Linked DNA regions of Homo sapiens: region 2 is linked to region 1. Evidence: chromatin contacts called from ENCODE Hi-C data. All regions are on one chromosome and are shown on one strand. Each heading gives the region's core, a stretch centred on a gene start or an enhancer-like site at or near the end of the contact. The rest is flanking DNA. Distances are from core to core; before and after follow the strand shown. Region 1 holds the start of GALNT4 (polypeptide N-acetylgalactosaminyltransferase 4). Region 2 holds the start of AMDHD1 (amidohydrolase domain containing 1).

Region 1 (7,440 bases), core at 4,941-7,440:
TTAAGTGCTGATAGACACATAAACATGATGTAGATGTAAAGGCAGCAACATAAAATAGTGCTAAAAAGAACTCTAAGTTTCATACCATCAGGACCCAAAGGAAAAATAATGTTTTATTTTTATAAGGAGGAATAGGTTCAGAGAAAGATGATTTTACATGAACATATCTTCCCAAGTCCTGAGGTATGTTTCTTTGTGTAGAAGTTGGAGCAAGAGAGTAGCACAGGCATTCATGAGTACAGAAACCGCTCTAGCAAAGGCTCCAAAGGGTGGGTGTGTGTGGTTAACTGCAATGGCTTAAGGATTGGCCCAGGGGAGATGAGTGGTTAGATATAAAATAGGACTTGGTTTGAGGCATTTAAAAGTGAACTTAAAGTGCATTTTAAAGATCTATGGCATGATATGCCAGTGGTTCCCAAATGTTGATGCATATTATAATCACCTAGAAAGCTTGTTTGAAAACAGATTTCTAGTATTCACACTAGACCTTCTAAATCAAAACCTCTGGGGTGAGGCCTAAAAACATTTACTTTTAGCAAGATACCCTGGTGAATCTTATGTTATTTGTTGGTAAATGCAGGGTGGACAGGTGGAGGGGAGAAGTTTTGAAGTCAGAAAGCAAGTTGGTGGTTACTAAAATATTCTAGGAGGCAGAAGGCAGGGTCTGTGGAGTGACAGGAGCCATTAGACAGAAAGATAGGAAGATAAAATATATGATGAGGAGCATGCTTGTAATCCCAGCTACCTGGGAGGCTGCTGCAGGTGGATCACTTGAACTCAGGAGTTCAAGGCCAGCCTGGGCAGCCCATCATATATATTATATATATATATATGGTGAGGAGGTAGTTGATAGGACTTGGAGACTGAATGTTAACTTAAATGAATCATGCAGTTTTCAAAAATGTAATTCATTATTGATTCAAACCCATCTTGTACTTTTCCATGTGCTCTCCTATACTTTGGAGGAAGTGTATCAACAAGGGAGTTCCATTGCCTGTAAACAGGCTCAAAATATGTTCACTCCAAGTGCTATATAGTAAGGTGAACAGTAGATGGCACTTTTGTACTATGCTGAATTTCCAAATTTGAAGGCCAAGGAAGAACCAGTGCTAAAATAAAAATAACTCTTTATAATGCTCAAGTAAGTACATTCAATTTCTGTTTTAGGGGGAACTGTATAAGAAGGGCTAATTAGAGGTCAGTTTGTCCTAGCTAGTACCCGGCCTCCAGTAAAACCTTGTAGGTTTTTAAATACTGATCCTGCTTGTGGCTCCCACCCACATAAATGATTAGGTTGCAGTCCAGAGAGGTCTAAATAATCATTGTAGCAAGTGGAATTAGGCTTGAGGTTAGAAAAAACTTCCCCAACTTTGACCACATTTCCAATTGTCTACCTCTGAGCTTTTGCTATTTGCAAAGGTGAAGAAAAGCCGAAAAGAACAAAATCAAATACTATGGAAAAGAACAATGGGAAGGGCAGTTTAGAGTAATAAATGAGGACAGTGGAATGAAAATAAAGGAGATATTACTTTCATTTTGTAAAACTTATTATTATAAACCTTGGCAAGAATGCAATGTTTTATACATTTACATAACACTTGCAATCACACAAAAGTCATGACAGTGATTAAGAGAGTGGATTCTGGGCCAGGTGAGGTGGCTCACACCTGTAATCCCAGCACTTTGGGAGGCCGAGACAGGCGGATCACGAGGTTAGGATATTGAGACCATCCTGGCTAACACGGTGAAAACCAGTCTCTATTAAAAAAAAAATACAAAAAAAATTAGCCGGGCTTGGTGGCGGGCGCCTGTAGTCCCAGCTGCTCGGGAGGCTGAGGCAGGGGAATGGCGTGAACCTGGGAGGCGGAGCAGCTTGCAGTGAGCCGAGATCGCGCCACTGCATTCCAGTCTGGGCGACAGAGTGAGACTCCGTCTCAAAAAAAAAAAAAAAAAAGAGAGAGTGGATTCTGGAGGCAGACTGCGAGTGTCTAAAAATCTCAACTCTGCCACTTCCTAGTTAGCAGTGTGCCTTGGGCAAGTAACTTAATGTCTTTGCATATCAATTTACTCATCTATAAAACGGAAATGGTAATAATAGCACATCTCTAATAAGATCGTTATGATCACTAAATGTCAAAATTTGTAAGGTACTTAGAAAAGTCCTGGCATGTAGTGAAAACATAGGTAGGTATATTAGTCCGTTCTCACATTGCTATGAAGAACTACCTGCGACTGGGTAATTTACAAAAAAAGCGGGTTTAATTGGCTCATGGTTCTGCAGGCTGTACAGGAAGTATGGCTGGGGAGGCCACAGGAAACTTACAAACATGGTGGAAGGCAAAGGGGAAGAGAGCATGGCTGCTCCATGGCTGGAGCAGGAGGAAGAGAGCAAAGGGGGAAGTGCTACACACTTTTAAACAACCAGATCTCGTGATAACTCACTCAGAACAGCAAGGGAGAAATCCACCCCCATGATCCAATCACCTCCCACCAGCCCCCTCCTCCAACACTGGGGATTACAATTCTACATGACAGTTGGGTGGGGACACAAATCCAAACCATATCAGTAGGTGACAAATTTTTTAAGATCAACTTTAGGTAATAGGATTAATATGTAGTTTCCCTCCCATCTTTTAAATTTAAAACATGTGTTTCTTGATAATTGAGAAAAAAAGTAAAAGCTAAACTTTTACTAAAACACTTAAATAAAAATCTATATTTTTTCTTCTTGTGAGCTAGTTTCTAAATCTCCAACTTCTTCCCTTTTCTGCTTCTCCTGTGCCCAATATTAGACGTAACATACCTATGAGTAATCCTGAGGTCCTGATTACTCTTCAGCTTCTGGCATTATTATTTTATTATTGGGGTGAAATACCTGTAATGAAATTTACCATTTTACCCATTTTTTAGGTGTACAATTCACTGGCATTAAGTACATTCACAATGTTGTGCAAACATCACCACTATCTATTTCCAGAACTTCATCATCCCAAACAGAAACTCTGCACCCATTAAACAGTAACTCCCCAGTCTCCCTTACCCCCAGCCCTAGTAACCTCTATTCTACTTTCTGTCCTTATGAATTCACCTATTCTAGGTACCTCATATGAATGGAATCATACAATATATGCTCATTTGTGTTTGGCTTATTCACTTAGCAAAATGTTTTCAAGGTTCATCCATGTTATAGCTTGTATCACAATTTCATTTCTTTTTATGGCAGGATAATATTTCCTTATATGTATATATCACATACATTTTGTTTATCCATTCATCTGTTGGATACTAGGATTGTATCCACTTTTTGGCTATTGTAAATAATGCTTGCTTTGAACACTGGCATCTGTTGGAGTCTCTGCTTTCAATACTTATGGGATATACCTAGCAGTGAAATTGCTGGATTATAAGGTAATTGTATGTTTAACTTTTTAGGAACTGACAAACTTTTTCACAGAGCTACATCATTTTACATTCCCACCAGTATCCAGCATTAGTTTTAAACATGGCAGGCTTTTAAAATAAATCAAGCCTAAACTGGTAATATGTAGCAAAACTAAGAGTCCTGCAACAGTTTGCTGACAAGTTGCTGATATCAACACTCTTAACATATCATCTCCTAGACTAATGCAGTGTTTCTCAACATAGACAGCTGAGACTCCCATAGTAATCATCTATGGAGCTTGTTACATCAGAAGGGCCCTGGATCCCACCTTGTATATGTTGATTCAGCATCTCTGGAAATGGAGCCCCCAAATCAACATTACAAATGCTAAAGCATGAGACTCACCAACCCTAGATTGCTGAGTTCTTGAAGGTAGGGGAAATATCTTAGTCATCATTGTGTCCCTCAAGGCCAAACATACAACAGATATTTAACAAGTGTATACTTAAATTAACTAATACTGTAATCTAAAGCCTACCTGTTTAGTTGTTAAGTACCATATTCAATAAAATTAAACTCAATCACTAGACAACTAGGGAATCTGTAATTAAGGTGTGTAGCATACCTTTCATTTGCATAAAACACATGTCTTACCAGCTGTGTTCTATCATGCCCTTTGATGTTGCTAAGGATCTTTACACTATATGTAATTTTCAGCTCAGAACATCACGCTTTGAGGCAGGGTTAAAAAAAAAAAAAGGATATGGACTTGGAATTAGAAGAACTGTCTCTGTGTGACCTCTAAGACCAATATCTAGGAATCAAGTTTATAACTTGGAAACATTGAAAACATTTTGTAATTCTACCAACTTCATTGTTTGGCTGAAGCACAAATGATACTATGTGTAACAAAGCCTGCTGTAGAAACGTGGTCTCACAAAAAACAAACAAAAAAAACCATGTTTCCAAGTCTTCCTAAAGACTTTAAGTATCCAGCTGTGTAAGTTTAGTGCTCTAAGGTATACGCAAATAAGCAGATGAGAATGGAAACATATCGCAGAAAATTATTAAGTGCATGCACAACATTTATTCATTCATTCACTCATTCATTCATCACGCACATCCAGCAACTATATCAATATCCTGCAGGGCACTGTGTGGAAAACAGTGGTTAAATAAATTCAAATCTGCCCTCAGGGGATTTAGTTCCTTTTAGTATATTAATAACTAGCAAGCTGCCCCTCTTCATGTCAAAGCTTTACGTCAACAAAATAAGCGGTAGGGGATCACCTTAAACGTCACGGGTGCTGTCTCTTTAAAACGTAATAGAACTCTGATCGCATCGATCACAGGCTCACAACGCCCTTCCATTCATCGCTCTTATTCCAGTCCTGGTTACTACCCCACTTCCTGACATCAAACCAGGGAGAACGCGAGTGTTAGTTAACATGGCTTGGTGTGTGGCCACAGCTGACCCGGCGCATACCTCCCGTCCTCTCTTTACAGGGCTGGCGGTGTCTCGGGGCTCGGCTGGCCATGCCTGGAGCGCGGGGTTTGACTGGGCCGCCGTTGTTGTAGTGACCGGGAGGCGCTGCCGCTCTGGGCAGACGGTTCCGGGAGCCGCACGGTCCCCTCTCCTTCCCCATCCTCTCCCCTCCCCTCTCCGGGTTCCCCCACCCACAGGAGCCTTGGGCCGACCACTCCCCCGATGGCCTCAGCCACGGTAAGGACGGGTTGGAGGTGGGGGGGGTCCCTCCCTGGAGCCTGTCCCGCGGGCTGCGGGGCCAGGTCCGGGCCGAAGCCGCACCTGGAGGGAGATGGAGGCAGGTGTCCGTAGCCGGGTCCTGAGCCCCTCGTCCCGGGGCGTCCGTATCTCACTCTCTGCCATCGGGGCGGACGGAGTGCGGAACCCAGACCCGGCTCCCGGACGCTCTTCCCCGAGTTCCGGAGCTCCGGACTGAGCTGGGCGGCCCCACGGCCCCCAGAATTCTCGGAGGGTTTCCGTGGAGCGCCTGCGTCAGAATCACCTAGGAAGTATTAAAAAAAAAAAAAGTACCAAAGCCGAGGCGCATCCTCGCACCTGCCTGCCTTGGGCCAGCGGGCGGGGCCCGGGAACGTGCATTTCAAAGGGGCCGCGGTTCCTGCGATGCGCTGGACTCTGGGAAGCGCGAACAGAGCGTTTTGCGGGCTCTGCGGGGAGAGCTGGCGCCGGCGTCTCCCTGTAGCAGGACTGGGCGCCGCGCCCGTGGGTGGGCTGCTGCCCGGCCCCGCCGCCCAGCCAAGCCGCCGCCTGGGTGGCCATTCCCAAGCCGGACTCCGGGGAAGTGGCAGCGTGGATCCCAGCCGCCAGAATTCGAGGTCTGCGGCGGCTTTCAAAACTTGACAACTTTCCTTTCCAGGAGGACCCCGTTCTGGAGCGTTATTTCAAAGGCCACAAAGCTGCGATCACCTCCTTGGACCTCAGCCCCAACGGCAAGCAACTTGGTAAGTCTTATTCTTGTTTTGCTTTTGTAATGAGACTAAACTCCATGGGCCGGAAACCTTTCCTCCTGTCCGGGCAGGGTCCCTAGGAGAACGGCTAAGGGCCTGTATGAGGGTTGAGAGCACCCGGAGACGAGGGCCCAGCGCGGCGGGGCGCAGCTAGGGCCCCCTCTGCCATCCCGGCCCCCAGCCCCCGGCCCGGCCAAGAGCCTCCTATCCAGCGGTCTGGGCCTGGCGGACGACTTTCGCAAACTAACCACCAGGAGGAGTGAGTGGGAAGGGGAGGGGTTTCTCCTCGGCCCGGGGAGGGTGGGGTGTTGGCTGGAGAGTTTGTGAAAAGTTGTGAGCCGAGCAGGAGGAAGTAGGGAGAGAGGAGTTGGGCTGTGCCGGAGGCCGAGGACCGAGAGGGCTCAGGTGACCCCTGGAAAGCCTGGGTGGCTGGAAAGGAGCCTAGCGCCTGCATGAAAGGAAGAACCTGCTGGGAAGTACCTGAGCTCGAGCTGTGGGTTCCGCCGCCCTTCCCCTGCGTGGTGGCTTGGTGGCCGCGTCTGCGCCTCAGCCCTGAGAATCCGGATGGCGGTGAGGTGGACTTGGGCAGGCAAGAGCTGCCTGCTGCTGGCGTTTTTAACAGTGGCCTATATCTTCGTGGAGCTCTTGGTCTCTACTTTTCATGCCTCCGCAGGAGCCGGCCGTGCCAGGGAGCTGGGGTCAAGAAGGCTCTCAGACCTCCAGAAAAATACGGAGGATTTGTCTCGACCGCTTTATAAGAAGCCCCCTGCAGATTCCCGTGCACTTGGGGAGTGGGGGAAAGCCAGCAAACTCCAGCTCAACGAGGATGAACTGAAGCAGCAAGAAGAACTCATTGAGAGATACGCCATCAATATTTACCTCAGTGACAGGATTTCCCTGCATCGACACATAGAGGATAAAAGAATGTATGAGTGTAAGTCCCAGAAGTTCAACTATAGGACACTTCCTACCACCTCTGTTATCATTGCTTTCTATAACGAAGCCTGGTCGACTTTGCTCCGTACCATTCACAGTGTTTTAGAAACTTCTCCTGCAGTTCTTTTGAAAGAGATCATCTTGGTGGATGACTTGAGTGACAGAGTTTATTTGAAGACACAACTTGAAACTTACATCAGCAATCTTGATAGAGTACGCTTGATTAGGACCAATAAGCGAGAGGGGCTGGTTAGGGCCCGTCTGATTGGGGCCACTTTCGCCACTGGGGACGTCCTCACTTTCCTGGATTGTCACTGTGAGTGTAATTCCGGTTGGCTGGAACCGCTTTTGGAAAGGATTGGGAGAGATGAAACAGCAGTTGTGTGTCCTGTTATAGACACAATTGATTGGAATACTTTTGAATTCTATATGCAGATAGGGGAGCCCATGATTGGTGGGTTTGACTGGCGTTTAACATTTCAGTGGCATTCTGTCCCCAAACAGGAAAGGGACAGGCGGATATCAAGAATTGACCCCATCAGATCACCTACCATGGCTGGAGGACTGTTTGCTGTCAGCAAGAAATATTTTCAGTACCTTGGAACGTATGACACAGGAATGGAAGTGTGGGG
Region 2 (7,162 bases), core at 4,326-6,825, 6.4 Mb before region 1:
CACATCTTGCACCGCCCTTAATCCATTTAACCCTGAGTGGACACAGCACATGTTTCAGAGAGCACAGGGTTGGGGGTAAGGTCACAGATCAACAGGATCCCAAGACAGAGGAATTTTTCTTAGTGCAGAACAAAATGAAAAGTCTCCCATGTCTACTTCTTTCCACACAGACACGGCAACCATCCGATTTCTCAATCTTTTCCCCGCCTTTCCCGCCTTTCTATTCCACAAAGCCGCCATTGTCATCCTGGCCCGTTCTCAATGAGCTGTTGGGCACACCTCCCAGACGGGGTGGTGGCTGGGCAGAGGCGCCCCTCACCTCCCGGACGGGTCGGCTGGCTGGGCGGTGGGGGCTGACCCCCCCCCCACCTCCCTCCCGGACGGGGCAGCTGGCCGGGCGGGGGGCTGACACCCCCACCTCCCTCCCGGACGGGGCGGCTGGCCGGGCAGAGGGGCTCCTCACTTCCCAGTAGGGGCGGCCGGGCAGAGGCGCCCCTCACCTCCCGGACGGGGCCACTGGCCGGGCAGGGGGGCTGACCCCCCCCCACCTCCCTCCCAGACGGGGCGGCTGGCCGGGTGGGGGGCTGACCCCCCCACCTCCCTCCCGGACGAGGCGGCTGGCCGGGCGTGGGGCTGACACCCCCACCTCCCTCCTGGACAGGGCGGCTGGCCGGGCGGGGGGCTGACCCCCCCACCTCCCTCCCGGATGGGGCGGCTGGCCGGGCGGGGGGCCGACCCCCCCACCTCCCTCCCGGACGGGGCGGCTGGCCGGGCAGAGGGGCTCCTCACTTCCCAGTAGGGGCGGCCGGGCAGAGGCGCCCCTCAACTCCCAGACGGGGCGGCTGGCCGGGCGGAGGGCTGACCCCCCCACCTCCCTCCCGGACAGGGCGGCTGGCCGGGCGGGGGGCTGACCCCCCCACCTCCCTCCCGGACAGGGCGGCTGGCCGGGCGGGGGGCTGACCCCCCCACCTCCCTCCCGGATGGGGCGGCTGGCCGGGCAGAGGGGCTCCTCACTTCCCAGTAGGGGCGGCCGGGCAGAGGCGCCCCTCACCTCCCAGACGGGGCGGCTGGCCGGGCGGGGCGCTGACCCCCCCACCTCCCTCCCGGACGGGGCGGCTGGCCAGGCGGGGGGCTGACCCCCCCACCTCCCTCCCGGACGGGGCGGCTGGCCGGGTGGGGGGGCTGACCCCCCCATCTCCCTCCCGGACGGGGTGGCTGGCCGGGCAGAGGCGCCCCTCACCTCCCGGACGGGGCGGCTGGCCGGGCGGGGGGCTGACCCCCCCACCTCCCTCCTGGACGGCACGGCTGTCCGGGCGGGGGGGCTGACCCCCCACCTCCCTCCCGGATGGGGCGGCTGGCCGGGCAGGGGGCTGACCCCCCCCACCTCCCTCCCGGACGGGGTGGCTGCCGGTCGGAGACGCTCCTCACTTCCCAGATGGGGTGGCTGCCGGGCGGAGAGGCTCCTCACTTCTCAGACGGGGCAGCTGCCGGGCGGAGGGGCTCCTCACTTCTCAGACGGGGTGGTTGCCAGGCAGAGGGTCTCCTCACTTCTCAGACGGGGCGGCCGGGCAGAGACGCTCCTCACCTCCCAGACGGGGTCTCGGCCGGGCAGAGGCGCTCCTCACATCCCAGATGGGGCGGCGGGGCAGAGGCGCTCCCCACATCTCAGACGATGGGCGGCCGGGCAGAGAGGCTCTTCACTTCCTAGATGTGATGGCGGCTGGGAAGAGGCGCTCCTCACTTCCTAGATGGGATGGCGGCCGGGCAGAGACGCTCCTCACTTTCCAGACTGGGCAGCCAGGCAGAGGGGCTCCTCACATCCCAGACGATGGGCGGCCAGGCAGAGACACTCCTCACTTCCCAGACGGGGTGGCGGCCGGGCAGAGGCTGCAATCTCGGCACTTTGGGAGGCCAAGGCAGGCGGCTGGGAGGTGTAGGTTGTAGTGAGCCGAGATCACGCCACTGCACTCCAGCCTGGGCACCATTGAGCACTGAGTGAACGAGACTCCGTCTGCAATCCCGGCACCTCGGGAGGCCGAGGTTGGCGGATCACTCGCGGTTAGGGGCTGGAGACCGGCCCGGCCAACACAGCGAAACCCCGTCTCCACCAAAACCAGTCAGGCGTGGCGGCGCGTGCCTGCAATCACAGGCATTCGGCAGACTGAGGCAGGAGAATCAGGCAGGGAGGTTGCAGTGAGCCGAGATGGCAGCAGTACAGTCCAGCTTCGGCTCCGCATGAGAGGGAGACCGTGGGGAGAGGGAGAGGGAGGGGGAGGGGGAGGGGGAGGGGGAGGGGGAGGGGGAGGGGGAGGGGGAGGGGGAGGGGGAGCAGTCTCTTATAATAAGCCTGCATGCACACATCTCTCTACCTTTGTGCTTACCATATTGTATTATAATTATCTTTTCATGTGTCTTGTTTCCCAGTAGACTTTGAGCTCTTTGAGGTCTGAACCAGTCTTAGTCATTTTTGCATCCTCTACGCTGAGCACAATCTAACTACTCAGCACATATTTGTGAATGAATGAAAATGTCCTATTTTAGGTTCATTGTCCACCTGACAGTTTAATTGGCTTCTAGGAAGGAAAATATAACACCCACCAATTTTTCCTTCAACATTTTCCATTTTTGCCCCTCCTCTGAAGTGCTAAAACAAATGGTCCTTGTGTATGAATCTATATTTTAATTCCTGTTTGTTTTGTTCATTTAGACATTTTCATCTAGGTTTTAGCCTTTGGATGGGACAATTGTCAACTGGATGACAGTTTGTGCTTCTTTTCCACACCTGGGAGCCTCTTCAAGATTAACTGCAATCTACACACACACACACACACACACACACACACAGAGAGAAAGAGAGAGAGAACTTAATTTAAGAATGAGATACCTTTAGAGACCTAAATGAATGAACACAATGGTGGAATTTACACCCTATGGCAGACAATCACTGAGATATTTATTTTTAGGAAGGGGGAGTTTCTGGTGTCCCTCAAACCATATTCTTTTCCAGGACTCATTTTATATATCTATAGCATATAGGGGATTAACTATTAGTTGATCTTACTGAGATTCATTCTAATCAGGACACACCATGGTATGTATATACTTGTTGGGAAAAAAAAAAACACACACTGTTAAAATCCATCCAATTCTGGGCTTTGAAATGGAACTTTCTTCCACTTCTCTGTGCTTTTAATCAGTACCCCTCTCCCTATACACACTCACACTCACAGCCTGTGTTCTTCTTGTCTACCAAAAGAAGAGCAGGATTAAGTTGTCCTTGAACACACAGGTTCTGCATAAGGGAAGTGATGTGAAAATTTAAGACAATCACCTAAATAATTCACCCTGAAAACACTTTTACCTTAAAACATTCAGATAATGAGGTGGGAGATATATTTCAAAGCATCTCAAATAACCAGATAATTATTCCAATTCTATACTTGATTTTTGCACCAACCTAATATATAAGACAGTGATGATAGTAAGTGAAAATAAAAACAACACCATCCTGTACCGAGCTAATCATATTTGAATGGCAAAGTTCTCAATATTCTTGTAAATTTATTTCATTGTAATAAATCCAACAAACTGTGAGAACAATGTAGCAGACTCAAATGAAAAAGCCCCATCTTCCAGACCACAAGTCAGCTCCCTCCTTTTCCTTTCCCTACTTTTTGTGGTTTTGATGTGAACATAGAACATGTCTTGGAACCCAGGACTTCATGTTGGTGCATTAGTATCATTTTATTTATGTATTTATTTATTTATTTTTGAGACAGAGTCTCGCTCTGTCACCCAGGCTGGAGTGCAGTGGCGAGATCTCAGCTCACTGCAACCTCCGCCTCCCGGGTTCAAGCGATTCTCCTGCCTCAGCCTCCCGAGTAGCTGGGATTACAGACGTGCGCCGCCATGCCCGGCTAATGTTTGTATTTTTAGTAGAGATGGGGTTTCATCATGTTGGCCAGGCTGATCTCGAGCTCCCAACCTCAGGTGATCCACCTGCCTCAGCTTCCCAAAGTGCTGGGATTGCAGGCGTGAGTCACTGTGCCTGGTCGCATTGATATAATTTTTATAAGATACTCCAGTCCCAACCCAGGTACATATTTTTCAACTTTCTAAGCAAAATTTTAAATAATATTTTCATAGTAAATTGGGAATGTTTTCATCCCTTAATTAAAAATAAACCAGTCAAGCTGGGCGTGGTGGTTCACGCCTGTAATCTCAGCACTGGGAGGCCAAACCAGGTGGATGGCTTGAGCCCAGGAGTTCAAGACCAGCCTGGGCAACACAGTGAGACATTGTCTCTACAAAAAATACAAAAATTAGCCTGGCGTGGTGGCGTGCACCTGTAGTCCCAGCTGCTTGTCAAGCTGAGGTGGGAGGATGGCTTGAGCCTGGGAGGTGGAGATCGCAGTTGAGCCTGGGAGGTGGAGCCAAGATCATGCCACTGCACTCCAACCTGGGCAACAGAGCTAGACCCTGTCTCAAAAAAACAAAAAATAGGCTGGGCGCAGTGGCTCATGCGTCTCAAAAATAAATAAATAAATAAATAAATAAATAAATAAATAAATAAATAAAATTAAACCAACCCACAGTCCCTTAAAAGCTGGGCTCTTGCACAACCCTAAACTGCCTCAGATAAGCCGTGGTCAGTTTGTGAGACTCATTGATCGTGTGCAATTGTGGTCCCATGGCACGCTTTGGATTCAAATTCTCATCCAACTTCCCTTGCTACCCCAGGTCGCCCTCAAACTTTGTTCTTTTATTCATATCTGGCAGGAAGCTCAGATGAGTAAGAGAAATATCTTGTTTTCTGATGGTCAAATCTTGATTTATTATCACTCAGGGCCATTATCGTCTAAATGTTCTCCGTGGTTCTAAAGCTTTAGTGTACGAGATCACGAGGATGTGAAAGGTACTTTTGAAAAATTCAGGTCTCAGAACTCCAGCCCCAGTGATGCTGATTCTAAAATTCTAGGGATAGGGAGTGGGGGACGCAGGTGGAATCAGAAATCTGCCGTAAGAATAAAATAACCACAGGCCACCCTGACAAAGGTGGTCTTCTGGCCTCCCTTTAAGAAGCACTGGGGAGGACCTCAACCCCTTCTGATGGTTGGACAGTGATATTTTACCAGCAGAGGCAGGACCCTGATGCGTTCCAATGGGGTGTTCCTCTCTGAGCTCTTTGGACGGAATGACAACCCCAAGCAGCAGAGCGTGTTAGCAACAGGTACCCCAAAGGCTGGCTTGCCCGTGTATCTCTGTGCAGGGACGCTTTCACGGCGTTGTTTCCCTCCAGAGTGCACAGTGAGAGGAAGAGCGGCCAGCTCCGCCCGTGGCGGTCCCCACCCTGCGCGCCCGGCCACTTACTTGCCCACCACCAGGCTGGCGCCTTCCAGCACCGCCAGGCTGCGCAGCGCATCCCGCGCCAGGAAGCGCTCGCCGCGGGCGCACACCAGCACCACTTGCTGCGCGTTCTCCAGCAGGAGGCTGTGGCCGCTTGCCATGTCGCCTCGCGCCGAGGGTCGCCGGGAGGCCACCGGGCTCGGGCCACCGGCAGGACTCAGTGGAGGACGAAAAGCCGCAGCCTGCGCTGTCCGGGGCTGGGAGGGTGGGGCGGGGGCGGGCGCTCGCAGCCGCTGCCCTTTGCTCGCCTCCCCCAACCACAGCAACGGGGGCGGTAATCATTGCAAGAATGGCAACGAGTAATAAACCTGATGAGGAATCCTCTCTTTTTTGGTCGTCTTGTCCCATCCCGAGTAAACGAGATGGAGACTAGTGTCCCTACTTTTCAGATAAGGAAACTTAAGCTTGGTCACCCCGAGAGATCAAAGTGAGCTGTGTGGATCACGTGGTATGTGGAAGCGCGTCAAGGGTTGGCTGGGTGAGGGCACCCGGAGTGTTCGGGAGTGAGGGACCGGAACCTGGGGTAGAGCCCCGGAAGGGGGGCCATGGGGGAAACCTCTGCCCGGGGGGTTGGGGTGGGAGCCTGGAGATAGCGCTCCTGGAGAGGGCAGAGTAGGGGAAAGCTGTGCCCAGGGGCAGGGACGGGAGCTTGGAGGTAGAGCCCCGGGAGAGGACAGAGTGGGGGAAACCTCTGCCTAGGGTGCTGGGACGCGAGCCTGGAGGCAGAGCCCCGGGAGGGTACTGCGTGGAGGAAACATCTGCCCACAGGTTCTGGGGCGGGAGCCCGGGACGCGGAGGGCCGCGAGCCGAGGGAACCTGGGGGTGGGGAGGAGGGGGATGCGGTAGGGGAGGTGCTCCTGGGTCCGCGCGGGTGGCGGGTGCCCCGCACTTATCCGTTGGCCAGCTGCGTTCCGGGATCAGCTACCAGACGGTCCCTGAGATGACCGGGAACCGGGCTGGGGGAGGATAGAGCCGAGACTGGAGGATCGATTGGCACCTCCGCCCACTTTTCCCACAACGCCTTCCCGAACGATAGGTTGGAAAGGCTCCTGGATCCAAACTCGCTGAGGTAAAATAGGTTTCAGCTCAGTGTCCGCCCCTCCGCATGCCCCCTCCCACCCCTCAGCTGTGTCTGGTGGGCCTACAAGCAACTTGCGACCAAAATTGGAGACAGAATCAAGTTTATGGAAGATGGTCTGTGATTCTCAGCCTCGTCGCTTCCTGCTACCAATTGCTATGGAAACACTGCCAGGCCCAGGCTTTTGAGTCCTTAATTACTTGATTTCGTTTATTCATGTTTATCACAAGCTCTGTGTTAAGTCTTGTGGAACATACAAAGATAGGAAAGGCGCTTTCCCTGCCCAGTAAAGACTTTACAATAAAAGTGATAGATGTGGACACAAATAATATACTATAAAAGCAGACTAAGCCTGCAAACCCACAAAATATAAAAGTTAATTTAGTCTCATTAAAAAAACCTGGAACAGAAAGCAAACACTCCTTTAGATGACCACGATAAATAAGAATATAATTTAGCTTCATATTATGGCCTATAAAAGAGAGATCAGTTAGGAAAGAGAAAGATAAAAATTGGAAAATATATAGACAATGTGAGTGAAAGAGACCCTAAGGGTGGGGGGGAGGGGGCATCAGAAGATTATTCACAGCTCATATACACAATCACAAACAGGTTGTTTGTGTGTGTGTGTGCATAGCTTTTAAAAAGTTTATACATACATATATTTCTATGTCTTTA

Evidence for each region. A loop is a pair of places that touch in the nucleus more often than their neighbours do. Pooled maps may share reads with other maps.
Region 2: a loop to region 1 is called in a pooled map, with 7 times the contacts of the local background. The contact joins the promoter of AMDHD1 here to the promoter of GALNT4 in region 1. A Hi-C loop is called at or near these places in 3 of 50 pooled maps.

The regions. Positions count from the first base shown.
Region 1 is chr12:89,523,546-89,530,985 of GRCh38, reverse strand. GALNT4 (polypeptide N-acetylgalactosaminyltransferase 4) reads left to right here and starts at 6,190. Exons shown (of 1, transcript NM_003774.5): 1 at 6,190-7,440. The coding sequence starts at 6,437. POC1B-DUSP6 (POC1B-DUSP6 readthrough) reads left to right here and starts at 4,939. Exons shown (of 11, transcript NR_189589.1): 1 at 4,939-5,105; 2 at 5,782-5,866. POC1B (POC1 centriolar protein B) reads left to right here and starts at 4,939. Exons shown (of 12, transcript NM_172240.3): 1 at 4,939-5,105; 2 at 5,782-5,866. The coding sequence starts at 5,091. POC1B-GALNT4 (POC1B-GALNT4 readthrough) reads left to right here and starts at 4,724. Exons shown (of 3, transcript NM_001199782.1): 1 at 4,724-5,105; 2 at 5,782-5,866; 3 at 7,313-7,440. The coding sequence starts at 4,831. It also overlaps POC1B-AS1. RefSeq lists silencers at 4,984-5,243, 5,794-6,173 and an enhancer at 6,264-6,473.
Region 2 is chr12:95,941,744-95,948,905 of GRCh38, reverse strand. AMDHD1 (amidohydrolase domain containing 1) reads right to left here and starts at 5,575. Exons shown (of 9, transcript NM_152435.3): 1 at 5,371-5,575. The coding sequence starts at 5,507. CCDC38 (coiled-coil domain containing 38) reads left to right here and starts at 6,292. Exons shown (of 16, transcript NM_182496.3): 1 at 6,292-6,475.